5 separate regions of the Mus musculus genome follow, and all the other regions are linked to region 3. Evidence: chromatin loops called from intact Hi-C (ENCODE). Cell type or tissue: gastrocnemius. All regions are shown on one strand.

Region 1 (5,000 bases), 110 kb after region 3:
CCTGTCTACACAGATTTAATCTAATTAGTCATGTTTTAATAACCATATAAAACTCATTCTGTACTGAATAAGTATGGTCTACTACTGGAACTTAATAATCAAATTTTATTGCTTTATTCATGTGGTGCTTTTGCAAGGCACTGTGGCATGGACTAGCAAACCTGGAATGACTCTTGAAGACACCTTGGAATGACACATGAAGGCGGATATGAAAAGTCATTCTGAGGCAGGCCGATTTACTCAATGGTTTTTAACTAGGGCATCGAACATCAGGAATGAGTTCAAGTTAAAATTCACAGGAGAATGGAAAGATCTCAAGGTCAGTCACTTCACATGCCCATCCTGATACTTTGAATAATCTGGAAAATTGCTGTGAAGAGAAAGAGCAAATATTAAAACAAGTTGAAGAAAACAGGCCTCTCAACTAAAAGTCATCTATTTACAGCAGCTGCAGACTCCAGCGTGATCGTACAGTCAGTTACAAATGCTAATCTAACTTTACGCTAATAAAAAAGTGAAGCAGGTTTATCATAATTAAACAATTCAATGCCTTGAAGTGATTATTATCTCGTGGTACTGGGGATGGGACCCGGGGAGGGCCTGATGCATGATAGGTAAATACGCTGCAGCTGAGCTTCACATCGAACTCAAATTATTTCCTTAATTGCAGCTCCTTGACTTTTACCTATAAGATGTACAAGAGATATTCCAGATGTGAAATTATTTTAGCAATAACTTGAAAGCACCAAAACAAACACGTTTTTCCTACTATTAATTTATTTCCAACATATCCTTAAAGGCCTGGTTTCCTAACACATGCACATTTCTTCATTCTCACACAGCTGAAATTCAATAATCTTTTTGTGTTACATAAACTGGTTGGCTCTTGGCCACATATCAAGAAAGCTTCCGGTTGTTAAGTTTAGAAAAAAGGCAAAGTGAAATGTTAAATGAAAATCTCAGGAACTGTAGAATGCGGCAAATAAAAGCATCTGTCTCAATAACAGCAGCTTGTCTATTAAAGCAGCAGGCAGAGCAGGAGGACAGTCTGTAATACATCCATCCGCAGGGGCAAGAGTCTATCATCTTAAAACCAGGCTGTCTTAATAACTAATCTTACCTGAAAACACTTGTCTCATACATTAAATATCCCAGCAGGTATGTTTCCTCTACAGAAAATCAATTCTTTGTACTACCCTTACTTTATATACTTAGTTTTTGACATAGAGACCTTAGGTACTGGTATCGTTCAGTCCTGTTCTAGTATCCAGATGTTCACGATGTTCGCTAAGTTTTTTGCAACACTATCGATAATAAAGTTACAATGCAAATCAGAGATATTTGGTGCTTAATTTCTTCTAAGGGATCATTAGGAAGATCTAATTTCTCTCTCTCTCTCTTTTTGATCTTCAATGAGCATAAATCAAGGTAAGAGAAATTTCTGGGGCACCACCCTCTGTGGTACAAGTTATCCAGTTCACTAGAAACAATTCTCTTAGCAGGTGGGTTGAGAACCACGCGGGTAGGTAGGACTCGCCACTCATCCACGTCATTCCAAACCGCGAGAGCCCCCCAAACACTTACCAGAGCCACAGACAACAAAAATGAAGAGGGCCAATAACCAGGGTCCTACCGACGCCTTTTCTTCGGGGGCATTTCTCTGCAAAAAGAAAAAACCCGGTTTCAAATGCAGAGAAAGCACTCTCGGATCCCGGGCTCCCAAGGCCTGCACCCCAGGCCAGGTGGCCGGCCGGCCGACTCACAGATCTCTCCCCCCACCCCAGATTCCACCGCAGCGGGAGTCCGGAGTCAGGCGGGTCTGGGGAGAACTCGCCGCGGCCCCGGCCGGGCGCGGGGCGCGGGCCTCGGCTCCCGGCCACGACATGGAGCGGGGTGCCCACTTTCCCTTACCGAGGTCTTAGCGACGTTGCCGCGCTGAGTTATGTTCTTGCTGTGCTTCTCGTTGGCCATACGGATCCTCTGCTTGGCGACCATTTTCGCAGCGCCACCTGCCCCAAGAACCTCTCGGACTCGCTCGCTCGCCGGTCCCGGGCCACCGGGAGGGAGGCTCGGCTCTGATCGCGGTGCCTACGCCGTCTACAGCCACTGGGCCGGGACGCGGAGCGCTGGAACACCGGCAGCCGCCGATCGCGGCGGTCTGAGCAGCCTTTGGGGCGGCGTGCCGGGGAGAGCGGGCCGCAGGGCCGAGAGGCAAGAGTCCAACCACCGGACAGTGCAACCGGCAACCTCGAACTAGTTCGGGTTCGGCTGCCAACGTCAGCACTGGGCAGACCCCGCCCCGCGGAAGTGTGGACTCCGCCCGCTCCGGAGAGGGAGGGCGAGCGCCGGCCGCCACCGCAGCCAGGCTCTTCCCCGCTCCGGAAAACGAGGAGCCAGAGCTGCGCGTGCGCGCTCGGGAACCAGACGTGGATTGGCCCCGAGGCTGGCGGCGCCGGAAACACCGACTCGCAGACTTTGCGCTTGGGGAGACGTGTAGAGGCCGGGTTCGGCCTTTCTTGAACTCTCACCCCAGCGCGTGGGTTTCTCTTTCCGGGACAAGATGGCGCCGTCCACACCGCTGTTGACAGGTGAGTTCCAAAAGAGCGAGAGACTCTTCCTTTACGGTGATTTCTTTCTGTGTCTTCGCGCTGGAGAATTCCTTAGCAAGCCTTGGAAGTCCGTCTTGCCTTTCCTCCTGGAAGGACCAAACTGTCTTTTAGTTTATTTGGTAATAGCATCCCAATGGGAAGTGAAGTCTCCGTCCCCAGTAGTCCCTCCTCCCAGTTATCCATCCATCGTTCTTCATCTTCCATAGGAATAGACAGGTAACAGAAAGTATTAGTTTGATGTGTGACCTGTGGTCTGCAATGCCGGGTGTTGCTTGGACCCTTCTTAATAGAAGAAACAAGACTCTTCACACCGAATTCATCTGAACTTAAGTATTATTAAAAATTATATGCTCCCTTATTGTTATGAGGTTTGTGGGAGTTGATAGGGAGCAAGACATTGCTAGTGTAGGTTAGGTTTCATGCTGAAGATGTGGCTTAAGGTGGCGACAGTGAGCAGGATAATGATAGTCTAATGTTTTCGATTGAAACAGCTGTGAGACAGTATTTAAGAAGTAGAACATGAGAAGACGCTAGGAATTTAAAGCTGACACATATTGTGGTGCTTAAACAACAACAACAAACTTGGACAACACTGGGAAAGGTGCTATACTATGTTATGGCTTGGGTATGTAAGTTTGAATAAACAAAAGATTCAAGTAGAAAAGAAGTGGGAAAGAAAAAAATCGTTGATAACAATGTAAGAAGAAAGATAGCATCATTAGGACGAATGTCTTATTTTTGAGAATTGGAAGTTATGTCCTCCTGAGACACGGCAAAGCTTTTATACTTCTGCCAGTCTAGGAATATACATTTTTAAGAGCCATGCTTATCCTGTTCAGATAGACTATCATAATTTATTCGCCAGATAGTTATGAGGTGCTAGTTGCAATCTTCTAAACACTGCCAGATAGTTGAGATTGTTTTCTTTTGTTTAGATTATTTATTTATTTATTTATGCGTCTGTATCTGAGCGTGTGCACAGGAGTACAGGCCTTAAGAGGCCCAGAAGAGGGTGTGGGCTTCCCTGGGGCTGGAGTTAGAGTTGTGAGCCTCACCTTAGATGAGTGCTGAGAACTCTATTTATTTCTTCTTAAGAGAAGCAAGTACTCTTAATGCTGAGCCATCCTCCAGCCCCCTGACACTATTTAAATGGCATAATTATGTAATTCAATAAATTGCTTCTCTGTTACTTAAAAGCTTTACTACTAAATGAATATTTGAATTCGACCTAAAAATTAGTACATTAAAAAGGGATTGAAGTTCTGCCCTTTTGAGACAGTGTGAAGTCCATCCTGTTCAGCCCAGCATACGGATCACTATAATCTTAGTGGCACTAACCTTACTGCATTGGCATCGCGGCTTATTTTGTGTTCCATCAGTACTGAGTTGTTAAAGCCCTTTAAGTTCTTCTTCAGAATTATCCTCTTCTTTCTGTTGACTTGGCAAGCTACTTCCAAGCAATTTACCACACTTTCTGCACGGGCACGGTCGCTTTCTGAGCTATTTTTCACTCTTTTTTTTATGTATCACAAAGGAAATGCTCTATTTGTTCAACTATTTTCCTTCCCTGCTAGACTGCTAAATTATGATGTTTGGGGTAAAGTCTTATTCATCCTTGCCTTTTCAGTACCTAATGCAGAACCTACTAAATAGTAGACACTAAACATAGGAGAATTAACTCATGAAGAATAGATTGTATATAATCAAATTAACAAAGTAACAATTTTTTTCACAGGATTCTAGATTAGAGCCTTTGTTCTGACACTCTCTCATAGTATCATATTCTTAGATGCCCAAAGATTACTTGGCCAAATTTACATTACATATTTGCAGGGTTAGGATTATACCCAGGTATTCCATGGTCTATTTTCTACCAATAAAATATACTGTTTACTCTTTTAAACATTCTTTGTTTTAAGTTTTTAAATTCCTAAATCCTTAAATCTTACTTAATGTATACTTACTAGATCTATAGATCTGTGAATAATTGTTTATTGTTATAACTCTAAGTCGGAAATGAGAAAAGACCAAAACATGTGAAACTTGAGTTTTTAAACACTTGTTCTAAAAAGCTTTAGTGTTGATAAATTTAAGTATTTACATAACACTCCCCCCACCCCCAAATCTATTTCTGTATTTCCTGGTTCTTGCTTTTCTTTTATTAAAGGAGACAGATTTATCCTCAGGCAGATATTCAACCAGCTTAGTGACTCTAAAGAAAAGAGCTTTTCTTTGTTTGACCAGCATTCCCAACAGAAATCTCAGGCTCTTTCCTTTAGAGAGTGTGGCTGATACAGGTCTTATTTTTCCTCTTGTTGCTGTTTTTTTCTTACCAGTGTTATTTTGGAGTTTACTTTCTTCCCTAGTATGAAATAATAGATCTTAAATACA
Region 2 (5,000 bases), 74 kb after region 3:
GAATTTCAGTTCTGCAGGCTGAGGACGAAGGTCTGGGAGATGGTTTGCCTAGCATATGCGAAGCCACATTTTATACTCAGCTCCAGAAAAGAAGGAAGGAAGGAAGGGAGGGAGGGAGGGAGGCAGGGAGGGAGGGAGGCAGGGAGGGAGAGAGGGAGGCGGGGACAGGGACGGGGACGGGGGGGGGGGACGGGGGGGGGGAGAGAGAGAAAACGAACCATTCAGTTGTGTTATGTCTCTGGTTCACAGCATGCAGTGCACGTGGAAACTGTAAGTGTTCATCAGTCATCATATGCCAAAGAGAGAAGTATTTTCACTTGGGTTACCCCTATAATTGTGCAATGACAAATTATAAGCTTATATTCTGTCACTAATCTATCAAACACTAGTGAAAGTCAGTAATTTTTCTTACCTTGTTTTTTTTAAAGATTTATTTATTATTATATCTAAGTACAATGTCTTCAGACACACCAGAAGAGGGCATCAGATCTCATTACAGATGGTTGTGAGCCACCATGTGGTTGCTGGGAATTGAACTCAGGACCTCCAGAAGAGCAGCCAGTGCTCTTAACCACTGAGCCATCTCTCCAGACGTTTGTTTGTTTGTTTGTTTTTTAAAATCTGTTTAGGGAGCTAGGAAGGTGACTCAAGGGCTAAGAACACTTGTTGCAGGACCCATGTACAGTTTCCAACATTTCAGATGGAAAAAGTAAATAAAATTCCTGGTATTTCTTCCAGCTCCCTGAAGAATCACTGTACACACACCCTCGGGCTGTATGCTGTATCTCTGAGACTTGGACATTTAGATTGAATAAGTGGTCCACAGTTGCATACGTGACTGTCCATAAGATAGTTTGCTTTTTCAAAAGTAGGTAGGAAGGTAGCTCCTTCTTGTTTGTTTGTTTGTTTGTTTGTTTGTTTGTTTTTCGAGACAGGGTTTCTCTGTGTAGCCCTGGCTGTCCTGGAACTCACTTTGTAGACCAGGCTGGCCTCGAACTCAGAAATCCGCCTGCCTCTGCCTCCCGAGTGCTGGGATTAAAGGCGTGCGCCGCCACCACCCGACAGCTCCTTCTTTCTTATTCTCCACTTTTTAAACTCACGATTTTTGTCAAAAGAGCTACCAACTTTCGTATGACACGAGCTAATAGACACGTCAACGACGGCAGCAATTCGAAATCCCTACAAGATGGGTTTTTCCTAAGGTTGCTCCCAACACCTCAGTTACTTCCACTTCCAATGGCATGAAGGGGACACGTAAGTGATAAGAGCTTCAGGGAGACCTTTGTCTTAGTGCTGAGCTGCATGGTATCCAACTCCTGACAGAGAAGTGAGCGTCAGACATAACCATTTGATGAGCCAACATGGCTGAACTTTTAGATCTCTTTAGAATCAAAGAGCAGAATCTGCTGTTACCCAGTGATTCCCACAGAGGAAATTCTGTCTTTGCTCTGTGGAGAGAAATGGTCAGTAGAACGTCTTCACGAGGCTCTTTAGACACGCAGGCATGAGACGCCAGCACACCCACACAGACAATAAGCTTAACTGGTAATAATGTTCAGAGTGATTATATGGCTACTTGATTACTATAACCTCCACATATTGTGTAGGAAGAAACCCCTACCTGAAAAGAGTCTATCAAGGAAGGTAACCTGACTGTGAATATTGAATATCTCACTTCAAAAGACAGCTAGGCTAAAGTTACAAAGAAAAAGTAGCTTCCCCAGGGTGAGACAATCCTTCAATTTTGGTGGCACCAGAACTCCCCCTCCTTCCTTCCCTTCCTTTTCCCTGCCCCACCCCATGTTTCTTCCTTCCCTTCACCCTCCACCACCTTCTTCCTCCCCTCCTCCCCCTGTTGCTGTTCATTTTATACACACCGTAAGTGATGGTAATGTAACATGGAAATATTCTTACTTTGTTAGGCTCAGAGTATACATGTATCTCAACTTTAATGTTAGAGTTTTTGTTTTGTTCGGTTGGGTTTTACTCATTTTTTTTTTAAACCCAGTCTTGCAGTGCCGCCCGGCACGCGGCCCTGCACGCGGCCCTGCACGCGGCCCTGCATCAGCCTCCATCACTACTCTTGCCTCAGCTTTCAAAGCACGGCAGTGTGTTACCTCTAGCTCACTTTTAGTTTTAAGGTCATTGACTCGATCATGCTATGATTCTCATCTGCCTTGAGTTGTAGGCGGTCTGAAATCTATGAAGTGTTTGGTACTATGCGGTCAGCACAATGAGGGCACTTAGGAGAAGTCCGAATGTCGATTAAGGTGTTCAAACTCAGCACCACACACAAAATGCAGGAAATGGTTTAGTTTTGTGTGGTCTCCACCTGGTGGTTACAAATCAGAACACAGCCCTCGTTTCAGTTCCTCTGGAGATCTTTTTTGTTGTTGTTGTTGGGGAGGGCTGGGGTTTGCAACCAGGTCTTGCTCGGAAGGCATGCTGGCCTAATACTTATGTGATCCAGGCTGGCCTCACAGGCTCTCAACAATCCTCCTGCTAGACTGGAAATGGCCTAAGTGCCTGGATCACAGGTACGTGCTGTAATGTCTAATAAACTCTTAGGTTGATGTTTCCACACTGGAAGAGATGCATGGAAAGGATTGCCTGTCACCCTCCTACTCTCCAGCTGCTTTACAATAAACAGCATCAGCATCACCTGGGAACTTACTACAGTGTAGCTTTCCAAGTCTATCCCAGACCTATTGAATCACAGTTTGCATTTTTAACAAAACTCCCAGACATTGTGTATGCTCTATGAAGTTTGAGAAATCCTGGATTATTACATCCAGAGAAACTCACCTGAATAAATTTTAAGGTATTATCCAATACCTCAAAAACAGATGAACAGATCAAAGCAATCAGAGCCCAGTGTAGCTAATTACTGCATAAAGACTACAGCGGAGACATTATCATATTGTAACAGGCAGCATGATATTTTTTGTGTTTGGAAACAGAGTCACTCTAGATAACCCTGACGGTCCTAGAACTCACAATGTAGAGCAGGATAGCCTAAAACTCACAGATATATACCTGCCTCTGCTATACAAGAGTATAGGTGAAAGGCACGGGTTGCCACACCCCACCTCTTTCCCCTCTGAAAAATAGATATAATGATGATGTCCTTTTACATAATGCTAGATGGTTGAAGATGTGTTTCTATTGTGAATTATCTTTATGCATACTGGCCTGTGTGGGGGCCGTGTGCGTTTGCCCAAGGAAGACATCAGATCCCTTGGAGCTGGAGTTACAGGCTCTTGTGAGTTGTCAGACATGGGAGGAAGAGATAGAAGTCTGGTTCTTTACAAGTTCAGAATTGGTTCTTAACCCATGAGCCATCTTTCCAGCCCAAGAGCAGGCCTTCAGTGAATAACTCTAAGGCAACGTCTCCTACTTTCCTGGTAACACTGGAAAGAGAGACTTGACAAATGCCCTTTCTTAGAATTCAAAGTACTGAAGGAAAAGATGGAAATATCAGGATTTTGCTGAGGCCCATGAAGGAGAAGCTACATCCTCCTGGTGAAAAGAATAAAACCTGAATTCTACCTCTGACACTTACCTGTCCTAGAGATCAGAGCATTACAGACTATTTTTTTATTGTCTCATCCCTTAAGATTTAAAGGAGCTAGACCTGTCGGTCATTGGCCAGGAGATAAACACCCCCACAAAGGTTGATTCACCTTTTGATATGCCAGGACCATTGCATCATAATAAGCAAAGGCAGCCAATCTCAGCCCACTTATTTTGTATCTATGTCCATCATAATGTCTAGTCCAACTGAGAACTGTATCAAGGAAAGGTTGTTTGTCAGGGGCAACTTGAATACTGGGAGCAATAAAGGCAATGGCGTAGGTGTTGGTTTAATTAGCTGGAAGACAGTGCTAGACATTGGTTGCATATTGGAGGAGGGCACCTGAGGAATTAAGGCAGATGGCAGTATCTAGGTAGAGAGGGAGTTTGTTGCTGTTGTTCTTTGATTTTTGTTTGTTTATTTTTTTTAAGCAGCGAGTCATTTTATTAAAAGGAAGAAATTGAACTATGAAAGAAATAGCAAGAAGCCAAGACCATTTGAAGGATGGGTTGCAGCCTAGGGGTTTGGTGTTAGAGTGATAAGACTAAAGTCAGTGAAAGAAATCACCCTTTAGGCCAGAGTAGAAGGAAGACATAGAAGGTGTGAAAATACCATGAGATCTACTTGTTTATGGAGATGGGCTGTCAGAGGTCTGTCTTTTTTTTTTAAAGATTTATTTATTTATTTTATGTATATGAGTACACCCTGTAGCTGTACAGATAGTTGTAAGCCTTCATCTGGTTGTCGGGAATTGAATTTAGGACCTCTGCTCTCTCCAGTCGGCCCCTCTCACTCTATCTCAAAGATTTATTTATTATTATAAATAAGTACACTGTAGCTGTCTTCAGACACACCAGAAGAGGGTGTCAGATCTCATTACCGCTGGTTGTGAGGCACCATGTGGTTGTGGGATTTGAACTCAGGACCTTTGGAAGAGCAATCAGTGCTCTTACCCTGCTGAGCCATCTCCCCACTCCAGAGGTCTGTCTTTAAAAGGACGCTTGCTTAGAAGTTTAGAGCAAACTTTGCATGCAATTTCCTGGCATGTTTACCATTGGGGTGTAGGCCACTCTGATTGATATGAGATGGTGGCTATTTCTGCTGTTGTGCTCTTTCACAGTTTGGAGACATTTTTTATTGTTGCTGTTGTGGTTCTTATTGGTTTTCTGTCTGAGGATGCCCCTGAGCTAGACCTGCCTTTAGGGTCTGCTTCCTTTCTGGTGTCTGAATCACAACCTTCGCCGCACACTTTCTCTGGAGAGAGTAACAATCCTGTCGTGGGTGAAAGGCTGGCGTTCTCTTCTCTGAGCTCCTCTGAGCTGAGAAGGGGTGATGTAGCAGCTTTTGTGTGTTCCCTGGAGTGGGTTCCATGGAGTGCCATGAAAAGAGAACCACACTTCAGGGTGATTTGGGGAAATGACCTGTT
Region 3 (5,000 bases):
TTAGTCACCCTCGTTTCTCTTAAATCTCACTTCTCCCACTATCCTAGTTAACATATATTTTCAGGACTTTTAACCCGGTTCGCTTTCTCCAGCTATGCACCTCTTCGGCAGCTGGATCGCCCTACTTTTTTCCCCTATCGCCCAGGTTCCTCTAAGACTATGCTAAACATTAGACCGAGCACATGACCTCCAGTCATCCAGGATCGCCACACGCCGGCCCTAAACCATGCGATGCCCCAGGCTTACAAATTAAAACCGTCTTCTGGCTTTTCCTCTCCTAGTGAACCTGCAGTGTGGAAATTTAAATTTAAAAATTTTTTAAATAAAAGAACCCGCTCCCTTTTCTCTACCCCCTTGGCCCCGCCCACGAACCCCCCTCAAGCCTCCACGCGAAGCCGCAGGAAACCGGAGGGGGCGGGGCGGTGACGTCACGACGCCGGCGCGTCACGGAACGGCGGCGGCTGCGGCGCTGGCGGTGGCTGCGGCAGCGGCGGCATTTTAGTCTGCGGCGGCAGCGGCTGCGGGGCTGCTGCTCCTCCCAGCATCCCTGGCGCGGCCATTTCAGCCCCATCTTGGCCGAGTGGAGGGAGCTGCAGCCGCTGCTTCAGCAGTTTGAATTTCTGTTTTGTTTTGTTTTGTTTTTTCCCTCCGGAGTCTCCGAGCCGGCCGCGCCGCGGAGAAGCGGAAGGCGCCGCCACCGGTTCCCCTCACGCCGCCGAGCACCTCCGCTCGCTTGCCGTTCCTTCAGCCGCCGCCGCCGCCCCTCACGCGCCTCAGAGCCGCGAGGAGGCCGGGCCCGCCGCCGCCGCGGGTGGCTCCCTGAGGGAGGCCAGACTGCCGGCCTTCCCCGCCCCCGAGCGGGCTTCCGCCGCCACCGCCGGCATGGCCCCCGGACTGCGCTCGGGCTAGAGCCCGGGACGGAGGGCTGCCTCCCGCCGCGGACCTCCAGCCCCGTCCGTCAGGAAGCGCCGGTCCCGGCCTCGCCGCTCCGCCTTCTTCCTCCGCGTCGCCGCGCGGGAGCAGCCGCGGGACCCGGCCAGGAGAGCCCGAGCGGGGCAGAACCGCCCCTCACGCCGCCGCCGCCGCCTCCTGCGCCCTGCGCTCCACCCCCAGCCGGGCCTGCTGACCGCGCCGAGCGCCGGGCTGGACTGACCGCGGAGGCTGAGCTGTTGGAGCAGCCGGCCCGCCCCTGGACCACGCTCGGGCCGTCGCTGAGGAGTTGAATTGAGGCACCCCTGCCGCGGGAGGTGAGGAGGGAGGAGGAGGATGTCGCGCCGAGACGCCGGCGCCCAGAGCAGCCCGTGACTTGGCGGCGTGGGCCGTAGACCCAGGCGCGAACTCGGACTTTGTCTTTGGGGGCCCGTGCTCGGCCCTTCTCGGTTTCCGGTGGGGTCCCAGAGGAGCCTCTGCCCTCCAGCCTCTTCCACCATGTCCAAGATGCCGGCCAAGAAGAAGAGCTGCTTCCAGATCACCAGTGTCACCACGGCTCAGGTGGCCACCAGCATCACCGAGGACACCGAGAGCCTGGACGACCCGGACGAGTCGCGCACGGAGGACGTGTCCTCCGAGATCTTCGACGTTTCCCGGGCCACGGATTACGGCCCGGAGGAGGTGTGCGAGCGTAGCTCCTCGGAAGAGACGCTCAACAATGTCGGGGATGCGGAAACTCCCGGGACCGTGTCCCCGAACCTCATCCTGGATGGGCAGCTGGCAGCCGCTTCAGCTGCGCCCGCCAACGGAGGCGGCGGTGGCGTGTCGGCCCGGAGCGTGGCGGGGGCACTCGCCCAGACCCTGGCGGCGGCCGCCGCTTCGGTGTCCACTCCTGGGCCGAGTAGTGCAACTCCATCTCAGCCCCCTGCCACTTGTAGTTCGCGTTTCCGCGTGATCAAACTAGACCACGGGAGCGGGGAGCCGTACCGGCGCGGCCGATGGACGTGTATGGAATACTACGAGCGGGATTCGGATAGCAGCGTCCTCACCAGGTCCGGGGATTGCATTAGACACAGCAATACTTTGGAGCAGACTGCGGAGCGGGACAGCGGCCTGGGAGCCACCGGAGGGTCGGTGGTGGTGGTGGTGGCCTCCATGCAGGGGGCGCACGGGCTGGACTCGGGAACTGACAGCTCCTTGACTGCTGTGTCACAGCTACCCCCGTCGGAGAAAATGAGCCAGCCCACTCTCGCCCAGCCGCAGAGTTTCAGCGTCGGGCAGCCGCAGCCTCCACCGCCCGTAGGTGGGGCTGTGGCTCCAAGTTCGGCGTCGCTGCCGCCGTTCCCGGGAGCGGCGACCGGGCCGCAGCCAATGACAGCAGCCGTTCAGCCAACCCAGCTCCAGGGAGCCGTGGCCGGAGGCGCCCTCCCCGGGCCTGTCGGTCAGGGGCTGCCGCCGCCGCCGAATGTCAACCTGGCGCAGCCTGTGGCCCTGGCAGCTCAGCCCGGCCCGGCCGGCGGCTCCTCGTTGTCACAGCAGTTCGCCTATCCCCAGCCTCAGATACCACCCGGGCATTTGTTGCCGATGCAGCCATCCGGCCAGAGTGAGTACCTGCCGCCGCACGTGGCCCTGCAGCCGCCAAGCCCTGCGCAGCCCTTGTCTACCAGCGCTAGCGCCACCTCTGCTTCCGCGGCCAGCTTTCCTCTGGGGTCTGGCCAGAGCGTCTCCTCCTTGGGTGCCCAGATGATGGGCGCCTCCGCCCAGCCCAGTGAAGCTGTGGCCCCGGGTCCGGTTCCTGTAGGCCAGGCCGCTCCTTGTCAGCCGGCCGGAGTGGCCCCAGCTGCTCTAGGAGGCGTGGTGCAGCCAGGCTCCGGGCTTACTGGGGTTGGGCAGCCCCAGCCCGTGCAGCCTCCGCAGCAGATGGGTGGCAGTGGTCAGCTGCCAGCCGTGCCTGGTGGTCCTCACACCGTGGTGCCCGGAGTTCCAAACGTGCCTGCAGCGGTACCCGTTCCAAGCGTGCCTAGTGTGCCCACCACTTCTGTTACTATGCCAAATGTACCCGCGCCTCTGGGCCAGTCTCAGCAGCTGAGCAGCCATACGCCAGTCAGCCGGAGCAGCAGCGTCATCCAGCAAGTTGGTTCACCCTTAGCTCAAGGCACACACAGTGCACCAACAAGTCTACCACAGTCTGACCTAAGCCAGTTTCAGACTCAGACCCAGCCTTTAGTCGGGCAAGTTGACGATACTAGAAGAAAATCAGAACCCCTACCTCAAGCACCACTTTCTCTCATTGCTGAAAGTAAGCCTGTTGTGAAGCCTCCAGTTGCAGATGCCCTGACAAACCCTCTTCAGTTAACACCTATGAACAGTCTGGCCACCTCTGTATTCAGCATAGCTATTCCTGTTGATGGTGATGAAGACAGGTATGTACATTTTTTTAAATTTTGAATATCTGATAGAGTTGCTTGCCCCAAATATCTTAAGATGCAGTTTGGGGAGTTTGTTTCCACTTAGGGTCTTTATTTTTAAAACTTAAATTTGGTAAAAATCAATTCAAAGTTTTGAAGTAAGGAGACAAAAGTCACGGGATTTTTGTTGTTGTTGTTTTGTTTTTGTTTTCTTTTTAAGCAATTAAATGGATAGTGATTCAACATGATTGATGTATTTCAGCTTAATAGTTTGAAGATGAGAGCTGGTATTGCCCCCCCCCCCTTCAGTAAGAAAGAGGGTCCCTTTCTAAGGTAGTAAATTACTTTTTAATGTTTATGGTAGAGTTTTGCCTGAGTTGGTAAGACTGAAAACCAGAAAGCCTTTTCCTGGGGGCAGGGAAGTGATGGAATAGAAGCAGTCTCCATCAGTGAATTTGGAAGACTGGAGAGAATGATAAAATGTGAAGTCTAGCTTTGACTATCCCTAAGTGAGTCTATAGAAGGGGGTCGTGAGAATTCCCAGTAACTTTTCAAAGATAATATTTTTGTTTAAGCAAAAGAGGAAAAAAAGCAAAGAAAAAGTACTGGGAAAATGGATGTTCTCCTATCAGTCTTTAGTGTAGGAAAGGGAGGTGTGGAATGCTTAAACAGTAGTAAAAACTAGAGTTTTGAAATGTCTGTAACCAACTCCCTCTACCTAGAGTGTAAGGATTGCTTTTTTAATAGTTTAGGTAAAAATTAGTGTATTACTACACTATTCAATAGTGGTGGTGTTTGGTTGTGGCCTACTTAGGAATTGTAGGGGGTTTTTTGGTTTGTTCTTTAGGAGCTGTCACATAGACCTTTGACATTACATAATTCCAACCTTGTTAAAAACTTAATTGCAGTTTAACACTACATTAAAAATTACAGGGAAAGAGTTGGGTATCTTCTTACATTGTATGTTTTTGAGAGAGGTTAATTTTAGGAGCTAAAAGGGTCAGAATTTGGTATGATCTAGAATCGTTAGTTATGTAGAAGACTACCATGAAATAATAAAGCTTCTCTTCAGCATTTTAGACTCACACAGCCTTAACTTTTGACTTCCAGTTATCCTTGTTTTATTTTATATATATATTTCTGCTAGTTTAAAAATGCTGACTGGAATTCATTCATCACTGTTTTTTGTGATTCAGAATTCATGATTTTTGTAGTCAAGTTGTGGGAAATCTGTTGCACTTGAGAACTCAGTGTTCTTAAGTGTGCTAGTCGGCCAGCCGGTCACTGAAACATTTAGTGGGATTAAAAAAAAAAAGAAAGAAAGAAAACTGACTTCATGAGCAACTCAAAACAACAACAACAAAACCCCCTCTGTTCTCTAGTTGCTCCTATTTTCAAGGGTAGGGCCACATATAACAGGAAGGTGGAGTTTACCTTTCACCTTTGATGGTGGTCAATAGCACCTTATCTTTTCTAGCTAGCAGCAACCTCTATTTTCTAAGTAAGTTATCTTTCACTTACCCTCTTTGATCTATACACTGTCCTGTCTCTCTTCAATTATGACTTTTCCCCAATCTCTTCTTTTACACATAAAACCTATGACTGTGAATGGAAAGTACATCTTTCCTCTTCACACACTTTACAGTTTACAACGTCTACAGT
Region 4 (5,000 bases), 370 kb after region 3:
TTTTGACTTTGCTGGTCTGAGGTTATTTATTCCCTGTGTTTTCATGGTTGTAGTTAACCTCTTTAGACTGGAGTTTTCCTTCAAGAAATTCTTATAGGGCTGGATTTGTAAATGTTGCGTAAGTCTGGATTTATCATAGAGTGTTTTATTTTCTCTCTCTATGGTGACTGAAAGTTTTGATGGGTATAGGTATCTGGGCTGGTATCTATGGTCTCAGAGTCTGCAGCACATCTCTTCAGGCCCTTCTGGCTTTTAGAGTCTCCATTGAGAAGTCAAGTGTAATGCTAATAAGTCGGACTTTATTTGTTACTTGGTTTTTTTTTTTTTTTTTTTTTCCTCTCAGTGTTTACTTTTCCTTCTTTTGCTTGGTAGGTTTAGCATTTTGATTATTATGTGGCAAGGGGACTTTCTTTTCTGATCTAATCTATTCCATGTTTTATATTCTTGTACTTTTATCTCCTTTCTTCTATGATTTTGTTGAAAATATTTTTCTGTGCTTTTGACTTGTATTTCTCCTCCTCCTTCTCCTCCTTCTCCTCCTCCTTCTTCTTCTCCTCCCTCTATTCCTATTATTTTTAAAGTTGGTCTTTTCATAGTGTCTCAGATTTCTAGGATATTTTGTATCAGAAAGTTTTTAGATGTAGCATTTTTCTTTGTTTATTCTATGTACCCTCAACGACTGAGATTCTCTCTTCCATCTCTTGTGTTTTGTTGGTGAAACAGGCCTTGGCAGATTCCTGTTTGAATTCCTAAATTTCTCATTTCTAGAATTCCTCAGTTAGGGGTTTCTTATTGATTGCACTTTTATTTTCTGGTCTTGAATAGTTTTATTTGCTTTTTATGTTTGTTTTCTTGGACTTATTTAAAGGGCTTATTCATTTCTTCCTACTGTTTTTTGTTTTGTTTGATTTTTTTTTGGATTGCTCTATTCATTTCTCCTTTAAGGGATCCTATCATCTACATACAGGCTGTTTTCAGTCTTTTTCTGTTTGTCAGGTATATTGGAATATCCTGGGCTGGCTGTGGTAGCAGTGTTGGGCTCTACTGGAAGACATATTGCTCCTAGTATTATTGTGTTTTTACAGTGGCATCTGAGCATCTGGGATGTGTATGATTACAGGTCTAGGTGATTTCTGGTTTTGCCTTTGTTTCATAGATGCTTTGTTCCTTGGTTTCTGTTTCCTCTCTGGATTTTAAGAGAATGTGGTGGCTGCGTATTGCCTTGTAGGACATTTTCTATGGACCTAATAGTTGTGGAAGTTTCAGGTCACATGTGCTTTAGGGTATTAGGAGATGACACTTATGGGACTAGGCTCCAGAAAGGTTTACAGAGGGAGGGAGAGTGAAGTGTTCAATCAGGATCTATTTATTTGATCTCCTTGCAAAGGGGATAGACAGTGAAGAGAAGTTCTGTTCCCATGCTGGTGTTGAGACTAGTGGATTGAATCTGTATCCTTGACCTGCTCAGCAGGCATGTGCTCAGGAATGGCTGCTAGCATTGGAGGCTGGGAACATGGGAGGAGAAGATCTTTGTGATCTCCTTGGGATGGGTTCAGAGGGTAAAGGGAGACCACAGCAGGGTGTGAGACTGTGGGGTTAGAGACTGGAGGAGAGGTAGGAAAGGTGAAGATTGCAGATTGGCTACCTGTTCTCCTGACAGGACTTGCCTTTGGGCTAGCTGGAGGTGGTGAGGCTGCTGGCACTAGGGGCTAGAATAAAGCAATGAGTTTGGCAGGGAGGTTGTTGTGTTTTATAAAAAGAAAGAGAAAGAAGGAATATGTTTGGTGGAGGCTCAGTATGGTGTGGGGGAAAGGAGATGCCAGGAAATGCCTCCGTGGGCCCACGCCGAGGCTTCCCGTCCCCCCTGAGAGACCAGCCACAGGATGGCATAGTATGGAATAGAGTTTATTCTGAGCATGGGGAGGGGAGTTGAGTGGGTAGTAGAGACAGAAAAGGGCAGAGAGAAAGGGAGTAGAGGCAGGCTATGAGCATGTGGAAAGCACGTGGAGAAAGGTGGGGGGATGGGGAGAGAGTGTAAGGAGCAGGAGCAAGAGGAGAAGAGAAAGGAGTAGGAGCAAGAGAGCAAGAGAGAGAGGAGTGGGCAAGCAGCCCTTTATATAGTAAGTCAGGTACACCGGGCTGTTGCCAGGTAACTGTGGGGCGGAGCCTAGACTAACTGCCAACAGAGGTGAAAGGGGAGGGTCTGTGGGATCCACAAGAGCTGTGGGCAGGTAGAAGGAGAGGGAAGGCTGCAGCAGGTGGAGGGTTGCAGCGCTGGGACTGGGCATGGAGGGCCTGAGGGAGAGAAGATCTGCAATCTACCTGGTTCCCTGGCAAGGGTGGCTTGTGTAGCAGGGAATGCTTGCAGGGTTTGAGTCTCAGCCCAGTTTTAGAATGTCATGATCAACTCCCAAAGAGACCATAACCAGTTCCAATCCTCCCCCCACACCACATTTCTGCCCTTTCTCCAACCTTAGGAAACAGCCAATCATTGTTTATCCTCTACCTTTGTCTGTTATAGTAATTTAATATATACTAGCTTGTATGATGTGTGGTCTTTCACTTGGCATACTTTTTCAAGGTCATCTATGGGATAGCCAACTACAATGTGGTCATCTACATATGTTATTCCTTTTTATTTCAGAAAATATTCTATTGCATGGGTTTATTGTATTTTAAAAATGCATTTAGTGTGTGTGTATGTCTGTGTGTGTGTAACTTGCTCACCTTTACCTAGATAATTATACTTGATAATCCGATTGAAAATACCACTCTCATAGCACCACCTTGTGGACAGCACTGAAAACACTTTCTTCGTCGTTCAGTTACCGAAGGAAAGAAAATGACACAAAGTTTTGTGGAAGTTTAGCATATACCATCCACCCCAAGTCCTTTTTTGGAAAGATATATGAGATGAATATTTTAAATATGATTAAACTGTAGAGATGAGGGTATGTCTCAGTTGGCAGAGTGCTCGCTTAGCATCCATGAAACACCGGGTCAAATCTCCAACTCTATAAACCAGGCTTGGTGGTACTTGTCTGTAATCCCCACAGTCAGGAGGCAAAGGCACGAGGAGCAGAACCTCAAGGCCAGCCTCAGCTACAGAGAGTTCAAGGCCAGCCTGGATGGGATCCATAAGACCCTATGCCTCATAAATAAGTAAGTTACTAAAGTAATTGGAACTCGATAATCTGAAAATAATGGGTTGAATCTAAACCTGGTCCTCTCTGATTTTTAACACAATCACTTACTAAAACTACCTGTTATTTAGATTGTGTCTGGTGACCACTAATGGTGCCTTAGGGATGTGCGACAGGATGCATTTCTGCAATCTGTTTTTTCATTTATTCTCCTGAAGTCGGGCTTTTTTTTTTCCCTTGAGTGGTAGGGATGGAATGCGATGTGAGACAAATGTTCCACCACTGACCCACACCCCGGATGGACACACAGACTAGTAGCAAGCCAGATGGAAACACCTAGAAGTGTACCACTGCTGCACTTGGGCTTTTCTGACCTCCTCTAGGGTCTGGGCTGTTTGTTTCCACCGTGACTTCTCTTTCACTAGTGCTTGTGTTCTGCTGCTCAGACTGACTCCTGTGGGTTTTTGGGAAGCCTTTCCCCCCACGTAAAATCAGCCTCCCCTTTCTCCTCTCTAAGTTCCTTTTTTCTCTCCTCCTCCTCTCTCCCTCTCTCTCCTCGCTCTCTTTTTCTCTCCCTTGTCTTTCCCTCTCTCCCTTTCCTCTTTCCCAAAGAATGTCAGACCAGAATATTTACAAATGTAAACTTAAACAATTACCATGCTGGAAATGCCTATATTTTATATAAGGTCTGTTTGTCCTCTGAGAGGTCCCTTAGAGGTCTTACATCATGCAAGTTCCTTTGATTTTTATCATGTCCCTCAGCATTGGTTCAGGCCCTGTGAAGTCCAAACTAACTCTAGCCAGTGGGAAGAGAGTCTCCCTCTCCCCTCTGCTCTCTACATACCTACCTTTTCCTCCCTCTTTTTAGCGAGGGAACAAAGTCAGTCTCCGGTAACTGCCCTCAATCTGCTCATATCATCCTCAGCCACACAGTCCTGACAACCATCCAGCTAGTCTCTGCACGCACTCTGGGCTCTTGCCAGTCTGTTTTCACACCAAGGCATTTGTTCAAAATGCAAATCCTGCCAGGCCTATTAAAATCCTTCTAGATCCTCGCGCCCCCTAGTGTAGAATGCCATGTGGTGCCTTGCCTGCCAGTCCAGCTGTTTCTCACCCTCTCTGCACCTTGTTCTCTGCACATCGGTCCTGTTGGCTTCTCCTTTGTTCTGGCAAACCCTCCACAGAGCGTCATACCCACTCGTTCGTCATCCAGCTCGTCACCCAGTTACCTCTGCTCAGCCTAAGCTGACTTCTTAGGAGATGCCTTATCCCAGTTTTTAAAATAAGATTGGCATACCACACTCCCTCCCTTCTAAACACTAACCTCAGTTTTCAGTTTCGAATCAGTGTGGTGGGTTTTCGACTCATGCCATCGTTTCAGGAAAGCATAAACCCCACGAGACGTAGGAGGCGGCTGGTACACGGAAGGAAATGGCCCCTATAGATCCATATTATACACTTGACCCCCAGTTGGGGGCGCTATTTGGGGGAGGTTCTGGAAACTGGGAAATTGCATCAAGGTGGAGGAAGATCACTGACCATGTATCCTTGAAGCTGTGTACTTCCCTGACCCCTTCTAATATCCTGTCCATCTTGATATGAACTTCTCTGTTCGGCTTTAGCTTCCTTACCGTGCTGGAAACCTATGAGACAATGAGCAAAAAAAAAAAAAAAAAAAAAAAAAAAAAAAAAAAAAAAAAAAGAATTCCTTAAGCTGTTTTCAGATATTTTGGTCAAAAATGACACGGAGACTAGAAAAATTGAATGAATGAATGAATGAATGAATGGTAATGTCTCATAGTAATTATGACAGTTGATAATATATACTTATTGTTTCTTATTTATGTTCAAGGTAAG
Region 5 (5,000 bases), 240 kb after region 3:
ACTGTAAGGCATTTTCTCAATTAGTGACCAAGGGGGAAAGGCCCATTGTGGGTAGTGCCATCTCTAGGCTGGTAGTCTTGGCTCTATAAGAGAGCAGGCTGAGCAAGCCAGTAAAGAATATCCCTCCATGGCCTCTGCATCAGCTCCTGCTTTCTGACCTGCTTGAGTTCCAGTCCTGACTTCCTTTGGTGATGAACAGCAGTATGGAAGTGTAAGCTGAATAAATCCTTTCCTCTCCGACTTGCTTCTTGGTCATGATGTTTGTGCAGGAATAGAAACCCTGACTAAGACACCCCCCAAAAGGCAATGGGAAAAATGTATATTTTGATGAGTTAGGGTGTTAATTTTTAAAAGTCAGCCTAAGGACAATTAGACAGTCCAGCAAAGACTGCGGAATGCACTCACCCCCTAGAATGTAATTTTAGTATCTTTTTTTTTTTCCTCTGTATGGGGTTTGGATTTTCATTTTGGTTTCAGTAGACCTTTAATTTGGACATGTGGAGGAATGAACAACATTGTTTTATTCTGGAGAGAAGTTCCTGATAGTGTTTCTCCCCTCTCACTCCCAAATTGATATTAAAACCTGGTGCTTTTAAAGGTTTAAAAAGAGTGATTAGCAGAGCTTCAATGGAAATGCCAAAGGAGAAAACATTTAGTTGTGTAACCAGCAGCTTAGATACCCTCCCTGACAGAAAAAGATGCCCCCTTGTGGTCGTCTGATCTTGTTCCCAGGATTTGGCACAGTCTTTACGTTACAAACTAGAAAGACCTAGTTGTCTTGATCATGGTGTCTTATCACAGCAATACAAAAGAGCCGGGCATGGTGGTGCACACCTTTAATCCCAGCACTTGGGAGGCAGAGGCAGGCGGATTTCTCAGTTCGAGGCCAGCCTGGTCTACAAAGTGAGTTCCAGGACAGCCAGGGCTACACAGAGAAACCCTGTCTCGAAACCCCCCAAAAGAAAAGTAACTGAGGCACCCTACTTAATCCTCTAACCACCCAGTACCCCGGCCTCAGGGTGCTTTACTACTCCCTCCACCCTCAAGGCCTAGCCTGCTCCCACCCCCATGGCGTTTCTAATTTCCTGATTACTGCAGACACATAAAACCGAACACATAATTTAAAACCTTGAAACTAGGATCTAAAAATGAAGGAGAACGGGCAGCACTTATCTCTGGGGACAGTTCCATCCATTTACCCGCAGATTTCATGTTTTCTTCATAGCTGAGCAAATTCTAATGTGTGCACGCACTACACGTCCATTCATCAGTTCAGAAGCATCTGAGTGGATTCTACTCCCTGGCTCTGGTGAGCAGGGCAGGAGTGAGTATGTATATGCAAACATTTCTGTTGGAAGATATAGATTCCTTTGTGTGTGTGGCCAGAAGTGAACGGGCTGGATCATGTGATAGCTTTATTTTTAACTTTTTGAGAAATCTCTATATCGAACTCCACAGGAGAAAGTGTGTTCCTGATAGTAGATAAGGACTCTCTTTCCCCAGCATCCTCACCAACATTTGCTGTCATTTGTTTTCTTGATGAGAGCCATGCTAACTGGGGCGAGATGAATCTCTCAGTCACTTTAAGTTGCATTTCCCACGCCCAGCCAGACATTATTAACAACAGCTAATATAACATCAAAAGAGTGCTGACCATCTCCATGCCATACTATGTCCCAGAATCCTTTGTACATATCACATGTCATCGGCCTGTGTTCTGATGTGATATTTTCTGTCTTCATCCTTCAAATTATATCCAACCTTAGAGAAACTAGTTGTTCTCCCTTTCTAGGACATTGAGAGGATTAAATGAGGATATGTAACGAACCTTACCTCTTATCCTAACCACAATTTACCATTTTTATTCTTAAAAGATAAAAAGAATAATGGATTACATCTTACAGTTTATTATGGTTGCTATCTGTATGCTTTTGGCAGTTTCATCACCTGTTAGTTCTTTTCTCCCTTCTGTGAAGTAAGAGAGGGTGTTAGACCCTCTGCTCTGCCTCAACCCACTACGCCAGGATGTAGTAATACAGATGAACAGAAGGGGGCAGCATGCTGTTGCACTAAAACTTCAACACATAGGACTAGACGGTAAGGATAGTACAAAAAAAAAAAAGTGAAATTTCGCCCTTTAATACAGTGTGATATTCTATGGGAGGGAAGTACTATAGGAAGTTACTCTGGAGGTCAGCTGCAGCACTGTCTTCACACGTCTGCCTTAAGGACGGCAGAAGACCATCTCTGTGGTCCAGTTCCCACAGGCGCACTTGGCACATCTTGTGAGCAGTTTTCCTCTGGTGAGAGGCTCAGATCTGGTAGCCTTCACTTGGAGGTGCTGTCTTAGAGGGTGCTTCAACATTGCGCTTTGTCTCTGGAGCACTCAGGAGACTTCCAAACCTAGGGCTTCCCCGCGAAATCTGCCGAGCTTCCGTTGGAAAGTGTCTGTGATCCCCTCCCCCAAACTCCAAGTCCTTCGAGGCCAGGGACTATGCTGTCACCTTTATGCACCAGTAGTTTGCAATGGTGTATCCTAGTGAGGCTGGACTGCACTGCGCCAAGGCCAGAAGCTGGGAAAAGAGGGGCAAGTATGACCATGCTGTCCTGGAACAGTGGGACTCTCCTGCTATGACCTAGAGAATGGTCTTTAGCGACCTTTTTTCTTTTCAATGTAAAATGTTCACGTTTTTGAGCATTTCACACACGCGTAGTATATTTACATTATTTCCTTGTTTCTCCCACTCCCTCTCAAATTCATGACCCTTTCTCCTATAATTACTTTTGTTATATAAATACAAATATGCGCGCACACATGTACACACACATACTGGCACACACACAGATCCTGCTGAATCTGTTTAGTTGCTTATATGTACATGCGTTTAGGACTGGCCACTTGAGAATGGGTAACATATCAGGGTCCCTGGAGATAACTGGTTGCTCCCCTCACATTGGCTGCCTGTAGTTCTTCCTGTAAGGATGGGGCCTTGTGAGATTTCCCCCATCCATGTTGACTGGTGTTGTCGCCATGCAGGTCTTGGTCTAGCAACTATCTTGGTGAGATTTCTAACATAATGTCTCTGTTATCTCTAGAAAGCAGCATTTTGGCCCTCTGGATCGTACACTTTCTGTCTGCTTTTCCATGATGAGGTTGTGCTTTAGCTATACCAACTGGGGCTGGGCACCCCAAACCCACTTGCTCTCTGCATTTGACCGGTTGCTGATCTCTGTAGTGGCTTCCTTATTTTGCAAAAAGAAGTTCCTTTGCTGAGGGTGAGGGCCACACTTCCCCGTGGATTTTAAGCTTTAATGCATTGCGGTCACATAAGCTCCATGATGTTATACATTTCTTCTGTGTTGAGATTTGTTTTTTTTGTCCCAGGATGTAGTGTATTTTAGAAACATTTCCATAGGCTGCTGATTTAAGTATTCTTGGGTGTTTGGGTGGAATGCTCTGTAGTTATGTTAGATCTATATAACTATGTATGTATGATGTTTAGTTCTGATGCTTCTCTATTTAATTTTTGCCCAGATGGCCTGTCTGAGGAGAGAGTGGAGTCCAGAAATCACCTAATATCACTGATCTGGGTTGATCTGTGTCCTGAAGTCTAGCTGTGTGCTTTGCATTAATTTGGAGGTGCCAGAGTTTATAGCATTGATGCTTAGGATGATAACGTCTTCTTGGTGAACTGTTCCTTGATTAGAGCGAGAAGTCTATTTCTTCTGAGACACTTGGTTTAAAGCCTATGTCCTCAGATAGTATGATAGCAATGCCTACTTTTTCTAGGTACCTTTTACTTGCCCTTCCATTCTACAGCGGCCCTTATCCTTGAAGGTCAGATGTATTTCTTGTAGACAAGAAAAAGATGGATTTTTATTTCTCAGTCCCAATCAGTGGACTTTTTTCTTTTTGACTGGGGAATGGAGACCACTGCTATCTAAAGTTATCTTTGAGTTGTGGTTGCAGTCATTTTGCCAGGTATTTTTATTTTGTTGCATTTTGCAGTTTGTGTCCTTAGATCTGTTTTGTGTTTCAGTTAGTTTCTTTTTTCTTTCTGTAGCTTCTTGGATGTATTTGGTCATCTCTTTGATGCCCAGTGGGTGGCGCTGTTTGGGGAGGTTATGGAACCTTAGAGGGTGGAGCCTGCCTTGCTGGAGGAAGTACATCACTGGCGTGGGTTTTGCTTTGTGAGATTATTGCCTTGTCTTGCTTCAGCTTGCTCTCTTTGCTTCATGTTTATGGTTCTCTCTGCTTCTTGCTCTGGCCCCCTGCTGTCATGCCTCCTCAGCCATTACAGACTCTCACTTTATCCTCCAGAACTGTAAACTGCAAACCTTTCATTGTATAAGTTGCTTTTGGTTATGGTATCTTATCATAGCAACTGAACAGTAACTAATACAGACTCCATCATTTCATTCAACGGTATGCTTGTATTTTCTTGGACTTTTATCAGGAATTTATCCCTCTCCTCTTTAAGGTCATCCAAGTTGTTCATGCCCTCTGTAAAATTCTTGAATTATTTTACCACGTTTATAATTTTTCTTTTAAACTCTCTGTCTTGGAGTTCATCTAGGCAATTCTAATTGAAGAACAATTCTACAGGACTTTTTTTTGGGGGTGTGTGTGATAGTGGTGAAGGGACATATTGTCACAGTCGTTCATATTGTGTTTTGTGTGATGTGACCTGAGCATATAGCTTACTTTATTGGCTAATACTTAATAAATGGAATACCAGGTTCTTTTCACACAATGCCAGTACATGTATGGCAATGTGGACCATAGTGGTGACCCATTATGATGATGCTATCTTTAACTACTTCTCCTCTTTTGGAGGAATTTGTTTCTGAATGTTTGCACTGTTAAAGAGCTATCTGGAGACTATCTCTATAGCTAAGTCTTAGCCTACATATTTCAGAGTGCGTAAGGATAAATTCCCAGAGGAAGAATTTTGGGGTGATGGGTAATTTGCACTGTCACCAATAGTGACAGTGCCCTT

The links. Peaks named below come from ENCODE experiments on the same cell type or tissue, not always from the same donor. Only the 100,000 strongest peaks of a DNase experiment are listed, where the experiment ranks them.
Region 1: a loop joins it to region 3, with 5 times the contacts of the local background. A loop is called at or near these places in 12 of 42 quality-filtered maps.
Region 2: a loop joins it to region 3, with 8 times the contacts of the local background. A loop is called at or near these places in 16 of 42 quality-filtered maps.
Region 4: it touches region 3 in a loop (2.9-fold over the local background); 5 of 42 quality-filtered maps call a loop at or near these places.
Region 5: a loop joins it to region 3, with 2.9 times the contacts of the local background. A loop is called at or near these places in 3 of 42 quality-filtered maps.

The regions. Positions count from the first base shown.
Region 1 is chr3:58,523,499-58,528,498 of GRCm38, forward strand. Serp1 (stress-associated endoplasmic reticulum protein 1) reads right to left here and starts at 2,386. Exons shown (of 3, transcript NM_030685.3): 1 at 1,912-2,386; 2 at 1,585-1,660; 3 at 1-370. The coding sequence starts at 1,995. The coding sequence ends at 330. It overlaps Eif2a (eukaryotic translation initiation factor 2A), which reads left to right and starts at 2,323. Exons shown (of 14, transcript NM_001005509.2): 1 at 2,323-2,588. The coding sequence starts at 2,561. In gastrocnemius, a CTCF peak has its summit at 2,074; DNase peaks (open chromatin) are centred at 1,853 and 2,391; H3K4me3 peaks cover 3,245 bases; H3K27ac peaks cover 2,771 bases.
Region 2 is chr3:58,488,657-58,493,656 of GRCm38, forward strand. No RefSeq gene overlaps it. Among named protein-coding and RNA genes, the nearest start is that of Eif2a, 35 kb to the right of the region's middle. In gastrocnemius, a CTCF peak has its summit at 2,342 (motif pointing left); a DNase peak (open chromatin) is centred at 2,366.
Region 3 is chr3:58,414,261-58,419,260 of GRCm38, forward strand. Tsc22d2 (TSC22 domain family, member 2) reads left to right here and starts at 460. Exons shown (of 4, transcript NM_001081229.2): 1 at 460-3,353. The coding sequence starts at 1,429. In gastrocnemius, a CTCF peak has its summit at 2,213; DNase peaks (open chromatin) are centred at 442, 1,079, 2,237 and 2,856; H3K4me3 peaks cover 5,000 bases; H3K27ac peaks cover 4,522 bases.
Region 4 is chr3:58,781,865-58,786,864 of GRCm38, forward strand. The region is part of intron 8 of 4930593A02Rik (RIKEN cDNA 4930593A02 gene); the gene reads left to right. Among named protein-coding and RNA genes, the nearest start is that of Gm40059, 41 kb to the right of the region's middle. In gastrocnemius, CTCF peaks have their summits at 2,788 (motif pointing left) and 4,212 (motif pointing left); DNase peaks (open chromatin) are centred at 2,203, 2,790, 3,469, 4,155 and 1 more place.
Region 5 is chr3:58,653,399-58,658,398 of GRCm38, forward strand. It overlaps the pseudogene Gm8234. Among named protein-coding and RNA genes, the nearest start is that of Erich6, 19 kb to the left of the region's middle. In gastrocnemius, CTCF peaks have their summits at 711 (motif pointing left), 2,041 (motif pointing right) and 4,100 (motif pointing right); DNase peaks (open chromatin) are centred at 719, 2,049 and 4,129; H3K4me3 peaks cover 544 bases.